Linked DNA regions of Homo sapiens: region 1 is linked to region 2. Evidence: read pairs that join two places in POLR2A ChIA-PET (ENCODE). Cell type or tissue: Panc1. All regions are shown on one strand. Each heading gives the region's core, and the rest is flanking DNA. Links, peaks and the distances in the headings are about the cores only. Region 1 has its middle 15 kb from the start of ST6GALNAC1. Region 2 has its middle 20 kb from the start of ST6GALNAC2.

Region 1 (10,224 bases), core at 1,326-9,325, 54 kb after region 2:
TCCCGAGCTTGTCTGGAGCTCCTGGGCTCAAACAGTCCTCATGCCTTGGCGTCCCAAAGTGCTGGGATTACGAGTGTGAGCTACCACGCATAGCCGCAAAATATTCTTTAGAACTGTGACAAATATTGCACTGATTTGGGAGTACCTCCAGAATCAGGAACTGGACAATCAATACAAGTGGGAAAATGTGGCCGGTCATGGTAGCTCACGCCTGTAATTCCAGCACTTTGGGAGGCCGAGGTGGGCAGATCACCTGAGGTCAGGAGTTCAAGACCAGCCTGGCCAACATGGTGAAACCCCATCTCTACTAAAAATACAAAATTAGCTGGACGTGGTGGCGCAGGCCTGTAATCCCATCTACTTGGGAGGCTGAGGCAGGAGAATTGCTTAAACCCAGGAGGCGGAGGTTGCGGTGAGCCGAGATTGCGCCATTGCACTCCAGCCTGGGCAACAAGAGCAAAACTCTGTCTCAAAAAAAAAAAAAAAAAGTAGCCGGGCATGGTAGCAGGCACCTGTAATCTCAGCAACTTGGGAGGCTGAGGCAGGAGAATTGCTTGAAACCGGGTGGCAGAGGTTGCAGTGAGCTGAGATCGTGCCATCGCACTCCAGCCTGGGCAACAGAGCGAGACTCTGTCTCAAAAAAAAAAAAAAAAGAGTAGGGAAATGTGTTTTGTTATGCAAAAATCAATTGTATTTCTGCTCTCTGAAAGTAGGAATTGACAAGCTAATTAATTAGTCCTTTTTGTTACCAAGCACCTCTGCTGCTCAAATTCTTCCTGTATCTTGAGTCACTGCTTGCCTCTGAAGAACCCACAAATCTAGATAGCATCCAGACACTGTCATCTTTGATTTTGAAGACACAGGGCAAGTGATGTGGAGAAGCCTTTCTCTGGGGCCTGAACAGTGTGAGTCAGAAATGCCAGTGTTGAAGGCTCTAGATTGTGCTGCATTATCACTGTTCACCAGATCCAAGCAACATAAATGCCTGTTGTTCTTTTTTTATTTTTTATTTTTTTGAGACGGAGTCTTGCTCTTTCATCCAGGCTGGAGTGCAGTGGCGCGATCTCGGCTCACTGTAAGCTCCGCCTCTCGGGTTCACGCCATCCTCCTGCCTCAGCCTCCCGAGTAGCTGGGACTACAGGCATCCGCCACCACACCCAGCTAATTTTTTGTATTTTTAGTAGAGACGGGGTTTCACCGTGTTAGCCAGGATGGTCTCGATCTCCTGACCTCGTGACCTGCCCGCCTCGGCCTCCCAAAGTGCTGGGATTACAGGCGTGAGCCGCCGCGCCCGGCCCAACAGCTGTTCTTTCAGGCAGCTGAAAAAATCAGATAGGCCCTAATAGACTTGTTTGACAACATTTCTTTGGTCTCTGAATACAACTGCCATATTTCTTGTTCTCCTAAGGCTCTAATAATGACCAAAGAACCCTAGTTCATTTTCTTTTTTTTTTTTTTGAGACGGAGTCTTGCTCTGTCACCCAGGCTGGAGTGCAGTGGCATGATCTCAGCTCACTGCAACCTCCACCTCCTGGGTTCAAGCGATTCTTCTGCCTCAGCCTCCCAAGGAGCTGGGACTACAGGCACATGCCACTATGCCTGACTAATTTTTGTATTTTTGGTAGAGACGGGGTTTCACTATATTAGCAAGGCTGGTCTTGAACTCCTGACCTCAGGTGATCCGCCCACCTCAGCTTCCCAAAGTGCTGGGATTACAGGCATGAGCCACGACGCCTGGCCTCATTTTCTTTTTTTTGAGACAGAAGTCTCGCTCTGTTGCCCAGGCTGGAGTGCAGTGGTGCCATCTTGGCTCACTGCAACCTCTGCCTCTTGAGTTCAAGCAATTCTCATGTCTTAGCCTCCCAAATACCTGGGATTACAGGCATGCACCACCACGCCCAGCCAATTTTTGTATTTTTAGTAGAGAAGAGGTTTCACCATATTGGCCAGGCTGGTCTCGAACTCCTGACCTCAGGTGATCCACCCAGCTTGGCCTCCCAAAGAGCTGGGATTACAGGCATGAGCCACCATGCCCGGGCCCTAGTTCATTCTCTAAGATTATAGCCAACCATTTCCTGGGACATGGGAAGTCCTTCCACCTTCCCATGTACTCTCCTTTTGGAGGAATGAGTTTGATAGCAAGGGAGGCCTACACCACAGCCCAGTATTGTGGTAACAGGTGCAATCTAAAAGAAATGTGACACAAACTCAAAGGTTTTGCCTGTGAATTAATTCAGTTCACATTTCCTAAGAGTTTACTATATACTGACTCCTGGGGTAAGTACTGTAAACTGTCGTGTCAATGAGTGACAGAAAACACACGGGGCCAATAGAGAGACACAGAGGAGGGGCACTTGGCCAGCTCAAGTACTGGAAGGTTCCCTATCCAGTGTTCCCTACCTGACCAGTGAGGCTCACGGAGTAACACAGGGCATCAGCACACAAAAGGCAGAGGATGAGATTCTAGCAGGAAAACGCTACCCTGGCCACCAGTCCCCAGAAAGGAAGGGTTGAAAATTAATGGCCACATTGCACTTAGTCAGGCTGCAATATTAATAACCTGTGCTGTGCCTGCTTCAGCAGCAGATATACTAAAATTGGAACGATACAGAGAAAATTAGCATGACCCCTGTGCAAGGATGACACGCAAATTTGTGAAGTGCTCCATATATAAAGGTAGTAACAATACTAGCTGTTGTGCTGAAGGCGCCTTTGTGGAGAAGTTTTCTGGAGTAGCAGGAGACTTATTTTTAATGATTATTTCTCCAGCACCAGGCTCTATTGGTGCCGTGGACATAGTGATGAGCAAAATATAGCAGTCCTGCCTTCATTGAGGTAAGCTCCTAGAACAGAGACAGTGGAGAATCAATTAAACAGATAATAATCCATGCTATGAAGAAAAATGTGGCAGGGCGCCAAGGCTCACGCCTGTAATCCCAGGACTTTGGGAGGCCGAGGCAGGAAGATCGCTTGAGTCCAGGAGTTTGAGACTAGCCTGGCCAACACAGTAAGACCCTATCTGTACATAAAATTTTAAAAATTGGTTGGGTGTGGTGGCTCGTGCCTGTGGTCCCAGTTGCTGGGGAGGCTGAGGCAGGAGGATTGCTTGAGCTGAGGAGTTGGAGGCTGCAGTGAGCTATAATTGAACCATTGCACTCCAGCCTGGGCGAGAGAGTGGGACTCTGTCTAAATAAATAAATAAACAAATAAAAATGAAGCATAGAGTAAGAGCTGTGGTCAGGGAAGGCCTCTCTGAGGAAGTGACCAGGTAAAAGGAGGAAGTAAGCCATGAGAAATTTATAAAGGCTGGGAAATGTATAAAGAAAAGAGGTTTAATTTGCTCATGGTTCTGCAGACCGTACAGGACCACCATGACTCAGGTGGCTTACAGTCATGGCGTAAGGCAAAGGGGAACAGGCGCATCACATGCAGAAAGCAGGAGTGAGAGAAGGGGGAGGTCCCAGACTCTTAAACAACCAGATTTCTTTTCTCTTTTTTTTTTGAAACGGAGTCTCACTCTATCGCCCAGGCTGGAGTGCAGTGGCGCGATCTCGGCTCACAGCAACCTCCACCTCCTGGGTTCAAGTGATTCTTCTGCCTCAGCCTCCCGAGCAGCTGTGACTATAGGTGCCTGCCACCATGCCTGGCTAATTTTTGTATTTTTAGTAGAGACAGGGTTTCGCCATGTTGCCCAGGCTGGCCTCGAACTCCTGACCTCAGGTGATCTGCCCACCTCGGCCTCCCAAAGTGCTGTGATTACAGGCGTGAGCCACTGTGCCTGGCCAAAACATGTGTTTTGAGGCCCCTAGTTTGCTATTGTCCTGGACATACTAGCGTTCTTACTGATTTTAAAAGGGGTATAAATGATTTGGTGTGTCTTGATAGGTCTCATTCTATTTTGCTTCAAAGGCCACAAGCTATAATTATCATTGATTTTTGTTCTGTTGAAAATGTCTTTGTCAATATTCCCGGAGATATACAGCTTGTGAAAATCGTCCAAGATGAAAAGAATGTCTGCCCCCTTGATATTTGCTTAGGGAGTGAGGATAATGATCTCTTTGCAACTGATATTCTGCTTCAGAATATCATTTCTACCCAAATCAGACCAAAAAATCATTTGTTTTTTTCTTCAGGCTTTCCATCTGGGCTCTTTGTACCCACCTCTTTTTCTATGAGACGATTTGCCAGTAGAATACTCCATTTCAACAAACAGGTCTATGGAAAGAAGCAAACTAATTACATGCAGCTTCTTTTATGCTTGTGGCCCAGATTTAAGAGTTCCAGACCAGCCTGGGAAACAGATTTAGAAATGGAATCAAGTATTGACAGTGCTGTGATTGCTGAAGGCGGTCTACCTCTCCACCAGCACTGCCCATATGCTGGCAGGGTTCGAAAACCTTGTCTGAGTTGAGGAACAAGAAGAGGGCACCCCCAGGCCATCTCCCATGACCTTTGGAAGGTGCAGAAAAGCCTCGATGTCTCCATAGGAGGAAGCACAAAGTTGAGAGGAAGGGCAGGGCTCACACGCTGTCCAGGTGGCCTCTGAAGCAAATAATAGGGCCCTCCCTCTGGAGATTGGAAAGTGGATTTCCTGGTGGGGCCAGGGAAGACTAGGCTGGGTTTTCTGAGCAGGGCTTCGTTAAAGAGGGGACACCATCTATGCAGAGTCTACCCTATCCTCAGAGGTCAGCAGCAATAGATGGAACCAAGTCCAGCTGGATCTGGGGCCTCCTCACCTTGGACCTATAGTCAGCTACATTAAGACACCTCTGCTGTCTTCTTCCGTGTCCTGACCACTTCCATTTCCTGCTCTCCACACGAGGGCAGCTAGGAAGCGAGGCCTTGTAAAGAGAGGAGGCAGCAGGTATCACAGAACTAGACCAGGCCCACTCCCCAATCTCCTCATTCTCCCAGCAAGCAGTGTGAGTGCCCAGCTTGTGCTGGGAAGAGGAGGTGAAGCACTGTGAACCAGATATGCGAGTGGGGCTTGAAACAGGGCTGGCCTGAGCTTTACCAGGCTAAAGTGATGAATCTGCCCAAGATATTGCTAAGGGACTGAAGGGAGTTGGCATAGAGTGGAAGCAGTGATTAGAAAATAGAAAATGGGCTGGGCACCATGGCTCATGCCTGGAATCCCAGCACTTTGAGAGGCCAAGGAAGGCAGATCGCTTGAGCACAGGAGTTCAAGACAAGCCTGGGAAACATGGCAAAACTCCATCTCTTGTTTTTTTTTTTTTTTCTTTTTTGAGACAGCGTCTCACTCCAATGCCCAGGCTGGAGTGCAATGGTGTGATCTTGGCTCACTGCAACCTCTACCTCCTGAGTTCCAGCGATTCTCCTGCCTCAGCCTCTGGAGTAGCTGAGATTACAGGTGCCTGCCATCATGCCCGGCTAATTTTTATGTGTTTAGTAGAGATGGGATTTCACCACATTGGACAGGCTGGCCTTGAACTCCTGACCTGAAGTGATCTGCCCACCTCAGCCTCCCAAAGTGCTGGGATTACAGGGGTGAGCCCCCATGTCCGGCCAAAACCCCATCTCTACAAATACAAAAATTAGCCAGGCATGGTGGTGTGTGCCTTACTACAGGTACTCGGGAGGCTGAGGTGGGAGGATGGCTTAAGCCCAGGAGGCGGAGGTTGCAGTGAACCAAGATCACCCCACTGCACTCCAGCCTGGGCAACACAGCCAGACCTCATCTCAAAAAAAAAAAAAAAGAAAAAAGAAAAAGAAAATGGTTTCATGTTGATACCTCAATGAGGTGAGGCTTCTCAAGAAAACAACTGCACTTACACTCCTGTCTGGATACATTTCCCCCTCTCCTTTGATGTCCCCAGTCTGCCTCTTCTCTGACACTGGCAGTTCTGCCCTGAGGCCCTCTTCTCAGACAGCCCTGCAGCACTTTCTGCTACCCTTCTGTTTGGAACACTCAGAAGCCAAAGGTGCAACAACCTGTTGTTGACCTTTTCCTGCAGACTCCCCATTTCCTTGGGAGCTGTAGCCCAGGAATCCCGTAGTGGTAGGAGTCTAGCCCCAAGACTGTAGATCACTTAGGAGTTTCTTCTGTGAGAACATTCACAAAAATCAGAGGGAGGATTTTGCCAGTGAGTGCAGCCATTCCCTGCGAGTCAGTAACCCTCTGCCCTGCATCCATCCCTGCAGGAAGGACCGGCCAAGAACAATCGCCTCCATGGATGAGCAGCCACCCGCACCGCCCGGGACAGGGCAAGTCCTCTGCGGCACGGTGCATTCACCATGTAATTAGAGTCTGAGTTGTTTTGCTGAGTCACCCTATGTTTATCACATATTTTGACACTTCCTTGACAGCAAGCAGATGCCCCAAATTTTGTGTTTGCCCTGCTGGCGGTTACAGTAAATCAATAATAGTAGATAAGAAAAACAAGTAAACATCTCAAGCCCTAAAATGCAATAAAATCTGTCATTAAAAAAAACGGCTAGGAGGAAATTTGAGGGTTATCCTGCATGAGCCACACCCAGAGCCATGCAGGGAACGAAGTCTGCAGGTCCCCCGCTCTACCTTGGTGTCACCCAGGCATCTGAGAAACTCATCCACAGAGTCCAGCCCGAAGTTGCCATTCCCCAGAATGAGGAGTCTCCAGGGCTGGAGGAGAGGCAGTCCCAGGATGCTCAGCTGGTTGCAACCCCTGTCCCCACTTGCATCTCACCCCAATCAATAGCACTATCATCAGGATTCACGTCCCTTTTTTTTTTTTTTTTATTGAGACAGTGTCTTGCTCTGTCACCCAGGCTGGAGTGCAGTGGTGTGATCTCAGCTCATTGCAACCTCACCTCCCAGGTTCAAGCTATTCTCCAGCCTCAGCCTCCTGAGTGGCTGGGATTACAGGTGCCTGCCACCACGCCCAGCTAGTTTTTGTATTTTTAGTAGAGACAGGGTTTCATCATGTTGGCCAAGCTGGTCTCAAACTCCTGACTTCAGGTGATCCGCCCACCTCAGCCTCCTGAAATGCTGGGATTACAGGTGTGAATCACCTTGCCTGGCCTCAGGTCCCATTTCTTTCCCATGCAAGAAATGGTGTCGAGAATCAGGACCAGGAAATGTATATGGGTGTGGGCATCCTGTTTTGTCAGAAAGCAACGAAATTATCAAAGACAAATTTGTTCCAAGTTCACAGATCCTATTAAATAACTGGCCTGTACTCTTAGGAAATGTCAAGGTCACAAAAGACAAAGAGACTGAGGAGCTATTCCACATTAAGTGACACTATAGAGACAGAGGTAAATGCAGTGTTTAATCATGGATTAGATCCTGGAACAGACTTTTTTTTTTTTTTACATTAAAAACATTGTCGGTCAACTGGCAAAGTATGAATACACTCATAGATTAAATAATAGAATTGTATGAATATAAGTTTCCTAATATTGATCATTGCTCGCGATTATTTAACAGTATGTTCTGTTCTTTACTACAATATTTACAGGAAAAGGACACTGTGATTCATTCTCAAGTGGCTAAAACGATATATATATGTATGCCTATATATGAGAGAGAAAAATAATTAAACAAATGTGGTAAAATGCTAACTACTGGGGAATCCGGGTGAAGGGCAGATGGGAGTCTGTTGTACTAGCCTTGCAACTTTTCTGTAAGTCTTATTTCAAACTAAAGAAAAATTACCAAAGGAGGCTGAGCGTGGTGGCTTACGCCTGTAATCCCAGCACTTGGGAGGCTGAGGCAGGCGGATCACCTGAGGTCAGGAGTTCGAGACCAGCCTAGCCAACATGGTGAAACCCCATCTCTACTAAAAATACAAAAATTAGCTGGGTGTGGTGGTACATGCCTGTAATCTCAGCTACTCAGGAGGCCAAGGCAGGAGAATTGCTTGAACCTGGGAGGTGAACTTTGCAGTAAGCTGAGATCGTGCCATTGCACTCCAGCCTGGGTGACAGAGTGAGACTCCAATTCAAAAAAAAAAAAAAAAATCCAAAGGAAAAAGAAGTTCCCAGGAGCCAACACAAAAGCTCCCCTTTCCATACAAACTATATTTTAGTGAAACCACATAACCAATGAGGGAAAGTTCTTTATAGAATTTATACAGTTCATTGCAAGAGGAATAATAGAATCAGAAAACCATCATTTTACGAACTCCTACGACAATGATCATAAATGAACACTAAGACCTTGAGGCAGAAGCTCAGGTTGATGGAGGGAACAGGCTGACTTCATTGGCCAATCCCAGTGTCATCAAACTTGGGGTGACAGATATAGCCCTGGGAAGAATTCTGGTCACAAATTTGAATGCATTTGCATACAGTCCAGCCTTTAGAGCTCAGCGCAGGAAGTGCATCGCATACCCCCTCAGCCAAATCCAGGTGAATATTCTGTAAGACCTGGCTTCTCTAGCAAATCAATGTCAGTTTTTAAAAAAGATGAGAAGACTTAGCTGGGCGCGGTGGCTCACGTCTGTAATCCCAGCACTTTGGGAGGCTGAGGTGGGCGGATCACCTCTGGTCAGGAGTTCGAGACCAGCCTGACCAACATGAAGAAATCCCATCTCTACTAAAAATACAAAATTAGCCGGGCATGGTGGTGCGTGCCTGTAATCCCAGCTACTCGGGAAGGCTGAGGCAGGAGAATCGCTTGAACCCGGTAGGCGGAGGTTGCGGTGAGCTGAGATCGCACCATTGCACTCCAGCCTGGGCGACAAGAGCAAAACTCCGTCTCAAAAAAAAAAAAAAAAAAAAAAAAGATGAGGAGACTGTTGTGGAATAAAAGAGACTTGGGGGCACAACTAATTGCAGTGGGTGGCTCTTGTTTGGATTCTGATTTGAACAAACCAACTAATTTCTTATTTTTTAAATTAAAAATTTTTTTTTTCAGACTGTCTCACTCTGTCACCCAGGCTGGAGTGCAGTGGTGCAGTCTCAGCTCACTGCAACCTCTGCCTCCCACGTTCAGGCGATACTTATGCCCCAGACTCCCAAGTAGCTGGGACTACAGGCACGCGCCACCATACCTGGCTAATTTTTGTATTTTTAATAGAGGCAGGGTTTTGCCATGCTGCCCAGGCTGGTCTCGAACTCCTGAGCTCAAGTGCTGGGATTACAGGTGTAAACCACTGCGCCCTAAACCAAGCAATTTCAATAATCGGATATTAAATAACATTAAGGAATTATTACATGTATTAAAGGTGACAGTGATATGGTGATTATGTTTTTTTAAAATGTTCTTATTTTAGAAACAGGGTCTCACTCTGTCACCCAGGTTGGAGTGCAATGGCTTAATCATAGCTCACTGCAGCCTCAAACTCTTGGGCTGAAACAATCCTTCCCCCTCAGCCTCCTGAATAGCTGGAACTACAGCAACGCCACAACGTCCAGCTAAATTGTTTATTTTTTGTAGAGATGAAGTCTCACTTCATTACCCAGGCTGGTCTCAAACTCCTCTGCTCAAGTGATCCTTCTGCCATAGGCGTGAGCCACCGCAATTTAGATTATCTTATTTCCTTTTTTTTTTTTTTTTTTTTGAGACAGAGTCTTACTCTGTTGCCCAGGCTGGAGTGCAATGGCGTGATCTCAGCTCACTGCAACCTCCACCTCCCGGGTTCAAGCGATTCTCCTGCCTCAGCCTCCCGAGTAGCTGAGATTACAGGCCTGTGCCACCACGCCTGGCTAATTTTTGCAGTTTTTAGTAGAGATGGGGTTGCATCATGTTGGCCAGATCTTGAACTCCTAACCTCAAGTGATTTGCGTGCCTTGGCCCCCCAAAGTGCTGGGATTACAGGCATGAGCCACTGCGCCCAGTCTAAATTCTCTTATTTCCAAACACGAATTCGTTCCCTTTTTTCCCACCAGTCAAGGCTTTAGAAAATACGGCTGTCATGTCCTTCTTGTCCTTGCCTGGTGGTCTGGTGTCTGCTTTGACCCCCACCACCCCGCCAAACCTCATCACCTGCCCTTCAACAAAAAGTAACTCAATATGTGGCCAAGACCTCCAGCTTATATAGCATGGTCAAAAAAGACCAATAAAGTTGTAGGTAAGAGATAGGACAAAAGTAAGTGGCTGTAGGCTTTTAAGGGTGGGAAACTGGGAGAACACTAAAGGAGGAAGGAAGGTTTGTAGATTCCTCTGGTGCCCTCTCTGGGCTGGTAAGTCTCGAGTGGTCTCCAGTAAAGCAGAATTTCTATGCCTGCCTTTAGGCAAAAAAGGGGAAGGGTAGAGAAAGCTTTTCCTGTGTTTGCTGC
Region 2 (10,224 bases), core at 876-8,875:
TTTCTTCCTGCCCTCGCGCTCAGCTAAGGGTAGACACCATATCGTGCATCACCTTGGGTGTGCTATTTGCCTTGAGTTTTTTTTTAGGTGGGGCTGGGGGGACAGGGTCTTACTCTGTCACCCAGCTTGGAGTACAGTGGCGCCGTGATCATGGCTCACTGCAGTCTTGAACTCCTGGGCTCAAGCTATCCTTCCACCTCAGCCTCCTGAGTAGCTAGGACTATAGATGCGCACCACCACACCTGGCTAATTTTTGTACTTTTAGTAGAGATGGGGTTTTGCCATGTTGCCCAGACTGGTCTTGAACTCCTGAGCTCAAGGAATCCGTTTGCCTTGGCCTCCCAAAATACTAGGATACAGGCATAAGCCACCACACCCAACCTGCCTTGAGATTCTGAGGAAGCTGGTGTGTGCGTGAGTGTGTGTGTGTGAGTGTGTGTGTGTGTTTGTGTATGTGAAGGGGGTCGGGGTCAGGCCTCTAGTTCCCTGTTCCCCAGTGCCAACACAGAACTATTCTTTGTGCCCACCCAGTATGTGATAATCCAGAAAATGCCACATTTTTGTATAAACCGATTTGCAAACAATTTTGTAGATAAGTATAAATCCTCAAGCTTGGTACAGTGTACTTTTCTCCTTCTGTGAACACAATGTTTGACTTTAAGCTTTCCTTTAAATACCAGTCAAAGCAGGGAATAGTGACTTATGCCTGTAATCCCAGTACTTTGGGAGGCCGAGGTGGGCCGATCGCTTGAGCCCAAGAGTTCGAGACAAGCCTAGGCGACATCGTGAGACCCTGTCTCTACCAAAAAGAGAGAAAAAAAGTTAACTGGGTGTGGTGGCACATATGCAGGAAGCTAAGGTGGGAGGATCGTTTGAGCCTGGGAGTTCAAGGCTGCAGAGAGCTGCAATAGCGCCACTGCACTCCAGCCTGGGTGATGGGGTGAGACCCTCTCTCAAAAATAAATACATACAGTCAACAGGACATGTGAGGACTGCCATGGAGACCAGCATGAATGCAACACTATCCTCTGAGTACACTTTAGACTTTCCATTACTATCACCAGAAAGGGGTCCCAATCCAGACCCCAAGAGAGGGTTCTGGGATCTCATGCAATAAAGAATTTAGGGTGAGTCCAGAGTAAAGTGAAAGCAAGTTTGTTAGAGAAGTAAAGAAACAAAAGAATAGCTATTCCATAGGCAGAGCAGCCCCAAGAGCTGCTGGGTGGCTATTTTTTTTATTTATTTTTATTTTTAGTAGAGATGGGGTTTCATGGTGTTAGCCTGGATGGTCTCAATCTCCTGACCTTGTGATCCACCCGCCTCCGCCTCCCAGTGGGTGGCTATTTTTATGGTTATCTCTTGATCATATGCTAAACGAGGAGTGGATTATTATGTTTTCCAGGAAACGGGTGGGGATTTTTTGGAAATGAGGTTTCCTCCCCCTTTTAGACCATATAAGGTAACTTCTGAACGTTGCCATGGCATTTCTAAGCTTTCATGGTGCCGGTGGGAGTGACTTTAGCATGCTAATGCATTATAATTAGCATATAATGGGCAGTGAGGACTATTAGAGGTTACATTTGTTGCCATCTTGGTTTTGGCTGGCTTCTTTACTGCATCCTGTTTTATCAGCAGGGTCTTTGTGACCTGTATCTTGCGAGCTCCTATCTCACCCTATGACTAAGAATGTCTAACCCCCTAGGAATGCAGTACAGCAGGTCTCAACCTCATTTTACCCAGTCCCTATTCAAGATGGAGTCACTCTGGTTGAAGTGCCTGTAACATTACTAACACAAATATCTGTCCTGCTTCTGAATCTCTCTTGATCTCTCCAATGCACCCTCGACCCAGGAGCAACTTTTGGACCCTTTGCCTACTCCTCACTGCAAAAAAGAACAAGATCAAAAACTGCTGATCCTAGGCTGGGCATGGTGGCTCACACCTGTAATCCCAGCATTTTGGGAGGCCAAGGCAGGCGGACCGCCTGAGGTCGAGAGTTTGAGACCAGCCTGGCCAACATGGCGAAATCCCGTCTCTACTAAAAATACAAAAATTAGCCAGGTGTGGTGGCAGGCACCTGTAATCCCAGCTACTCGGGAGGCTGAGGCAGGAGAATCACTTGTACCTGGGAGGCAGAGGTTGCAGTGAGCCCAGATCGTGCCATTACATTCCAGCCTTGGCGAGAGAACAAGACTTTGTCTCAAAAAAAAAACAAAAAACCCAAAAAAACTGCTGACCCAGAAGCAGAGAATTGCGAGACGTGTTAGATCTGTACTTTAACCTTTTAAATCCTCTAAAACAGCTGAATTAGTTGTCTAAGTCCCAGGCATGTGAGAAAAGAGGAAAAATAATGTTAAATCCGTGAGTAACTGTGTGAGCCCTTGCACCAGTGACTCTGAAAGGCGGAAGAGAAAGAGAGACTGGGGTTGTTGAAAGATAAATTATGCTGCAACGTTTAATGGATAAGCCATGGTTTACCCACCGGTAAAACACTCAATTCCTGGCCCAGGCTTTGAATCATTGCAAGGGCACTCCTTGGGAAGAGGACATAGTTGGAGGCTGTTAGTCTGTTTTTACATTGCTATAAATACCTGACAGTGGATAATTTATAAAGAAAAGAGGTTTAATTGGCTCATTGTTCTGCAGGCTGTACAGGAAGCATGGTGCCCACATCTGCTTGGCTTCTGGTGAGGCCTCAGGGAGCTCTTATTCATGGCGGAAGGTGAAGTGGGAGCAGGCATGTCACTTGGAGAGAGAGCAATAGAGAGAAGGGAGAGGTCCCAGACTCTTAAACAACCAGACCTTGCATGAACTAACTGAGCAAAACTCACTTATCACCAAGGGGATGTTGCTGAGCCATTCATGAAGGATCTACCCCATGATCGAATCACCCCCCATCAGGCCCCACATCTAACATTAGGAATCATGTTTCAACATGAGGTTTGGAGGGGACACACATCCAAACCATATCAGAGGCCGTAGAGTTTGGAAGCCTGAACTTGCACTTGGGGTTTTTGGTCTAAGCTGGAAGGAGTCAAGAAAAAGGATGGGGCTGGGCGCGGTGACTCACACCTGTAATCCCAGCACTTTGGGAGGCTGAGGTGGGCAGATCACTTGAGGTCAGGAGTTCAAGACCAGCCTGGTTAAGATGGTGGAACTCCGTCTCTACTAAAAATACAAAAATTAGCCAGGCGTGGTGGTGCACACCTGTGATCCCAGCTACTCAGGAGGCTGAGGCAGGAGAATTGCTTGAACACAGGAGGCAGAGGTTGCAGCGAGCCAAGATCACACTATTGCACTCCAGCCTGGGTGGCAAGAGCAAGACTCCATCTCAAAAAAAAAAAAAAAAAAAAAGAGAGACAGAGATGGGAACTATGATTTTTTAAATAATTTTTTTTTTACTTTTTTTTTTTTTTTGAGACGGAGTCTCTGCTCACTACAACCTTTGCTTCCCAGGCTCAAGAAATTCTCCCGCCTCAGCCTCCTGAGTAGCTTGGATTACATGTGCCCGCCACCATGCCCAGCTAATTTTTGTATTTTTAGTAGAGACGGGGTTTCACCATGTTGGCCAGGCTGGTCTCGAACTCCTGACCTCAAATGATCCTTCTGCCTTGGCATCCCAAAGTGCTGGGATTACATGTGTGAGCCACTGTGCCCCACCTAATTTTTTTTTTTTTTAAATAATAGAGAAGGGGTTTTGCCATATTGCCCAGGCTGGTCTCAAGCAATCCTCCCACCTCAGCCTCCCAAAATGTTGGGATTACAGGTGTGAGCCTCCATACCTGGCCAGAGTGGGAGCTATGTTTTTTTTTTTTTTTTTTTTTTTTTGAAATGGAGTCTCACTATATCACCCAGGCTGGAGTATGTAGTGGCACTATCTCGGTTCACTGCAATCTCTGCCTCCCAGGTTCAAGTGATTCTCTTGCCTCAGCCTCCCAAGTAGCTGGGATTATAGGTGCCTGCCACCAAGCTCGGCTAATTCTTTGTATTTTTAGAAGAGACAGGTTTCGTTATGTTGGCCAGGCTGGTCTCAAACTCCTAACCTCAGGTGATCTGCCCCCTTCTGTCTCCCAAAGTGCTGGGATTCCAGGCGTGAGCCACCGCATCTGGCCAGAGTGGGAGCTATACTTTATGGCAGCCTCTTTTATTGAACAGATTATATGTTCCTGTCCACATTTTATTTCAAATTTATAAGAGAACTAGGCTTCTAAGAAAGTCAGTTCTAAATGTATTTCTGGTAGAGTTTTCATAGCAAGAAAGAGAGACTAGATGGCCAGGCGTGGTGGCTCACACCTGTAGTCCCAGCACTTTGGGAGGCTGAGGCAGGCAGATCATGAGGTCAGGAGACCAAGACCATCCTGGCTAACACGGTGAAACCCCGTCTCTACTAAAAACACAAAAAATTAGTTGGGCGTGGTGGGGGGGCGCCTGTAGTCCCAGCTACTTGGGAGGCTGAGGCAGGAGAATGGCATGAACCCGGGAGGCAGAGCTTGCAGTGAGCCAAGATTGTGCCACTGCACTCCAGCCTAGGGACAGAGCGAGACTCTGTCTCAAAAAAAAAAAAAAAAAAAAAAGAGAGACTAGATAATACCATGTGACCATATATAAGAAAGGGATGTCTGTTTCGGCTGTTTCAGGGTTGGGCTTATTCCCAGAATTAGAGGCAACTGTGTGAGTTAAAACCACCTAGAAAGGCCTTCGTATTAGGTGTCCTCTCCCAGAAGTAGAGCCTGAGCCAGGAATTTGGGGCATGTGGTTTACTGAGGGAGGGCTCATCAGGAAGCATCTATAAGGGAGAGAAGAAAAGGATAATCGAGTGAAGTCTCAGGTAAAGGCTTGGCTTGACCTGCCAAGATCTCAAGCATAGATCCCAACACAGAATTGTCCTGTCCCCTTTTGTACCCCTTAAGTGAGACATCAACTCCCCAGGAGTGGGGATGGGGTGGAATGTCCCAAGCACGTCAGGGTGACAGGCTCTCCAGGAGCCTCCAGAGAAGGTCACAGGTGTCAGCCATTAGCCTGGGTAGTGTTTTGCTGGCTGATAAAGGGCATTTGGGTGGGTCCCTGGCAATAGTCTGTTATTCACATAAGCCAGAGTTCTGCTTTTGAGAGTGTATCAGGAAATTATGGAACTATGGTATTAGAAATGCTAACTACAGAGATGTCATCTTTTTTTGAGGCTGAAGACAATGATCCGTCTCAGAAGCAGGTGACTTATTCCCCCTTCCCCCAATCTTGTGTGTTTCTTTGGACAGTGTCCTAGATGGTAGCATTAATTGCACCTCTGTTATGCCACCAGCTCTATCTTGGTAAGCTTCTGAAGCACAAGTTAATTAAATGAGTGTAGCTGATGAATGCTAAATGATAATGTGTTGGTTTTTTTTCTTCCTGCCTGACATGTAAGATAACCTGTTAGACGTGTGTAGTGATGTGTGATGGGGTGGGAGGATTCCATTTTTTGCATCTTTATTACAGTGGGTCTTAGGTACTAAAGCATTTTAAAAGATTCTCCTTATTTCCCAAGAAGACAGATAAGATGTTGGCTGCATTTTTAGGTTGTGTAATTCAGGTGATTGTTTGGTATATTCACGTTGTGAAACTATAACTTTCATGCACGTCCGTGTGAAGAGACCACCAAACAGGCTTTGGGTGAGCAACATGGCTGTTTATTTCACCTGGGTGCAGGTGGGCTGAGTCCGAAAAGAGAGTCAGCGAAGGGAGATAAGGGTGGGGCCATTTTATAGGATTTGGGTGGATAAAGGAAAATTACAGTCAAAGGGGGTTTGTTCTCTGGTGGGCAGAGTGGGGGTCACAAGGTGCTCAGCAGGGGAGCTTTTGAGCCAGAATGAGCCAGGAGAAGGAATTTCACAAGACAATGTCATCAGTTAAGGCGGGAGCAGGCCATTTTCACTTCTTTTGTGGTGGAATGTCATCAGTTGAGGCAGGAACCGGCCATCTGGATGTGTACGTGCAGGTCACAGGGGATATGATGGCTTAGCTTCGGCTCAGAGGCCTGACATTCCTGTCTTCTTATATTAATAAGAAAAATAAAATGAAATAGTGGTAAAGTGTTGGGACGGTGAAAATTTTTGGGGGTGGTGTGGAGAGATAATGGGTGATGTTTCTCAGGGCTGCTTCGAGCGGGATTAGGGGCGGCGTGGGAACCTAGAGTGGGAGAGATTAAGCTGAAGGAAGATTTTGTGGTAAGGGGTGATACTGTGGGACTATTAGAAGAAACATTTGTCATTTAGAATTATTGGTGATGGCCTGGATACGGTTTTGTATGAATTGAAAAACTAAACGGAATAAGAGAAGGAGAAAAACAGGTATTAAAGGTCTAAGAATTGGGAGGACCTAGGACATCTAATTAGAGTACCTAAGGAGATTCAGCATAGCCTTGCCAGCAAAGATTATTTATTTACTTCAAGAGTTAAGAGTGGCAGTTTGGGGATAGCACCAGGAGATATCAGCTGTGATGGCTTGGAGAAATAGTGTAAACCAGCAGTGTAAACAAGAGCAGGGAATGCATGAGTAGTTGAGAATGGTGAATAGGAGTATGACTAGACAGAAGATAGTAGGGATGACAAGTTTTTTGGGGCACAGTCTAAGTTGGTCTGGTGTCTGGAATGAGACTGGGACCAAATAAAAAGGAACGTCTATACAGGAGCTCAAATGGGCTGTACCTTGTAGCATTCTGAGGACAGGTCTGACTTCTGAGAAGGGAAAGTGGTAAAAGTATTGTCCAGTCCTTTTTAAGTTGGTGGCTGAGCTTGGTGAAGTGTTTTTAAAAGACCTTTAGTCCGTTCTACTTTTCCTGAAGACGGAGGACCGTAAGGGATATAAAGGTTTCACTGAATACTAAGAGCCTGAGAAACTGCTTGGCTGATTTGACTAATAAGGGCTGGTCTGTTATCAGACTGTATAGAGGTGGGAAGGCTAAACTGAGGAATTATGTCTGACAGAAGGGAAGAAATGACTGTGTGGCCTTCTCAGACCCTGTAGGAAAGGCCTCTACCTATCCAGTGAAAGTGTCTACCTAGACTAAGAGGTATTTTAGTTTTTGTGACTCGGTGCATGTTGAGTAAAGCTAACTTGCCAGTCCTGGGCGGGGGCAAATCCTTGAGCTTGATGTGTAGGGAAGGGAGGGGGCCTGAAGAATCCTTGAGGAGTAGCAGAATAGCAGATGGAACACTGAGAAGTTATTTCCTTGAGGATAGATTTCCACAATGGAAAGGAAATGAGGTTCTAAGAGGCGGGCTAGTGGCTTGTACTATAGCATAGCCTGCTTTTGCTGCTGTGTGGTGATTAGGCCTGCTGGAACTGCCATCAATAAATCAAGCGTGATCAGGGTGAGAAACAGGAAAGAAGGAAATGTGGGGAAATGGGAAGAACATCAGGTGGATCAGAGAGATACAGTCATGGGGGTCAGGTGTGGTATCAGGAATAATGTGGGAGGCCAGATTGAGGTCCGGGCCAGGAACAATGGTAATTGTGGGACTTAACAAAGAGTGAGTACAGCTGAAGGAGCCAGGGAGCAGAAAGTATATGCATCAGGTATGAGGAAGAAAATAATTTTGGAAGTTATGAGAAATGTAGAGAGTGAGTTGAGCATAGTTTGTTATTTTTAGGGCCTCTAAAAGTATTAAAGCAGCGGCAGCCGCTGCACGCAGACTTGAGGGCTAGGCTAAAACAGTAAGGTCAAGTTGTTTGGACAGAAAGGCTACAAGGTGCGGTCCTGGCTCTTGTGTAAGAATTCTGACCTCACTAACCATGCCTAGGAAGGAAAGGAGTTGTTGTTTTGTAAGGGATTGAGGTTTGGGAGATTAATCAGACATGATCAGCAGGGAGAGCACGTGTGTTTTTATGAGAATTATGCTGAGACAGGTAACAGATGAGGATGAAATTTGGGCTTGACTGAAGTAATGGGGGCTGTCTGTGAAGCCTTGCAGCAGTACAGCCCGGGTAATTTGCTGAGCCTAATGGATGTCAGGGTCAGTCCAAGTGAAAGCAAAGAGAGGCTGGGATGACGGGTGCAAAGGAATTGTAAAGAAAGCATGTTTGAGATCCAGAACAGAATAATGGATTGTGGAGGGAGGTATTGAGGATAGGAGAGTATATGGTTTGGTACCATGGGGTGGATAGGCAAAACAATTTGGTTGATAAGGCATAGATCCTGAACTAACTTGTAAGGCTTGTCTGGTTTTAGGATAGGTAAAATGGGGGAATTGTAAGGAGAGTTTATAGGCTTTAAAAGGCCATGCTGTAGCAGGCATGTGATAACAGGCTTTACTCCTTTCAAAGCATGCTGTGGGATGGGATATTGGCATTGAGTGGGGTAAGGGTGATTATGTTTTAATGAGATGGTAAGGGGTGCATGATTGGTCGCCAAGGAGGGAGTAGAGGTATCTTATACTTGTGGGTTAAGGTGGGGGGGAATACAAAAGAGGAGGACGCAAAGGAGGCTTTGGATTGGGAAGAAGGGCAGCAATGAGATGCGGCTGTGGTCCAGGAATAGTCAGGGAAGCAGATAATTTGGTTAAAATATCTCGGCCTAATAAGGGAACTGGGCAGGTGGGGATAACTAAAAAGGAGTGCTTAAAAGAGTATTGTCTAAGTTGGCACCAGAGTTGGGGAGTTTTAAGGGGTTTAGAAGCCTGGCTGTCAATACCCACAACAGTTATGGAGGCAAGGGAAACAGGCCCTTGAAAAGAAGGTAATGTGGAGTGGGTAGCCTCCGTATTGATTAAGAAGGGGACGGACTTACCTTCCACTGTGAGGGTTACCTAAAGCTCGGCATCCGTGATGGTCTACGGGGCTTCCGAGGCTATCGGGCAATGTCAGTCTTTAGCTGCTAAGCAGAGAAGGAGTCAGTCAGAGAGCCTTGGGCCAGAGTTCCAGGGGCTCTGGGAGTGGCTGCCAGGTGAGTTGAACAGTCCGATTTCCAGTGGGGTCCCGCACAGATGGGACACGGCTTGGGAGGAATCCTGGGCTGCAGGCATTCCTCGGCCTGGTGGTCAGATTTCGGGCACTTGTAGCAAGCTCCTGGGGGAGGAGGTTCCGGAGGAATGCCTGGCCGCTGAGGTTCAGGCGTTTGGAAGTTCTTGTGTGCTGGAGATGTGGCTGGGGTTTGTCTCACAGTGGAGGCAAGGAATTGCAACTTTTTTCTATTATTGTACACCTTGAAGGCGAGGTTAATTAAATCCTGTTGTGGAGTTTGAGGGCCGGAATTTAATTTTTGGAGTTTTATTTAATATCGGGAGCAGATTGGGTAATAAAATGTATATTGAGCATAAGACGGCCTTTTGACCTTTTAGGGTCTAGGGCTGTAAAGCGTCTCAGGGTTGCTGCCAAACGAGCCATGAACTGGGCTGGGTTTTTATATTTGATGAAAAAGAGCCTAAACGCTATCTGATTTGGGATAAAGAAAAAGGAGCATTAACCTTGACTATGCCTTTAGCTCCAGCCACCTTTTTAAGAGTAAATTGCTGGGCAGGTGGGGGAGGGCCAGTCACGGAACGAAACTGTAAGCTGGACCGGGTGTGAGGAGGGGAGGTGATAAAAGGATTATAGGGTGGAGGAGCGGAGGCTGAGGAAGAATTGGGACCTAGCTCGGCCTGGCGAGGAGGGGAGAGGTCAGATGGGTCTGTAGAAAAGGAAGATTAGAAAGACTCAGCGATGCTTGGGGTTGGGACTGAGGGGACAGGCGGGAGGGAAAGAAGGAAGATTTGGGATGAGTTGCACTGGGCACAGAGACTAGGAAGGGACCGATGTGTAAAAGAATGCCTGGACGTCAGGCACCTCAGACCGTTTGCCTATTTTACGACAAGAATTATTTAGATCTTGCAGGATGGAAAAATTCAAAGTGCCATTTTCTGGCTATTTGGAATTACTGTCGAGTTTGTATTGGGGTCAAGCGGCATTGCAGAAGAAAATAAGGCATTTAGGTTTTAGGTCAGGTGTGAGTTGAAGAGGTTTTAAGTTCTTGAGGACACAGGCTTAGGGAGAAGAAGGAGAAATGGAAGGTGGAAGCTTGCCCATAGTGAAGGAGGCAAGCCCAGAGAAAAGAGAGAGTAGAGACACGGAGGGAAGAGGTTCGGGGGTTCTTACCCTCCAGAAAAGCGGGAAAGGGGTCGGGGTGTGGAAATAAGGGATTGGGGGTTCTTGCCCCATAGAAAAGCGGGACTTACCGCTAAGGGTGAAGGAGAAGGGGTTGAGGGGTACTTG

Evidence for each region. Peaks named below come from ENCODE experiments on the same cell type or tissue, not always from the same donor. Only the 100,000 strongest peaks of a DNase experiment are listed, where the experiment ranks them.
Region 1: POLR2A ChIA-PET joins it to region 2 with 14 read pairs; 8 of 35 experiments call an interaction of 5 or more read pairs at or near these places.

Annotation. Positions count from the first base shown.
Region 1 is chr17:76,653,749-76,663,972 of GRCh38, forward strand. It overlaps the pseudogene RNU6-227P. Among named protein-coding and RNA genes, the nearest start is that of ST6GALNAC1, 15 kb to the left of the region's middle. In Panc1, for the core only: no CTCF peak of the experiment used is centred there; no DNase peak of the experiment used is centred there; H3K27ac peaks cover 2,429 bases.
Region 2 is chr17:76,600,380-76,610,603 of GRCh38, forward strand. No RefSeq gene overlaps it. Among named protein-coding and RNA genes, the nearest start is that of ST6GALNAC2, 20 kb to the left of the region's middle. RefSeq lists a silencer at 708-1,002 and enhancers at 853-2,052, 1,379-1,926, 1,927-2,473, 5,612-6,132. In Panc1, for the core only: no CTCF peak of the experiment used is centred there; no DNase peak of the experiment used is centred there.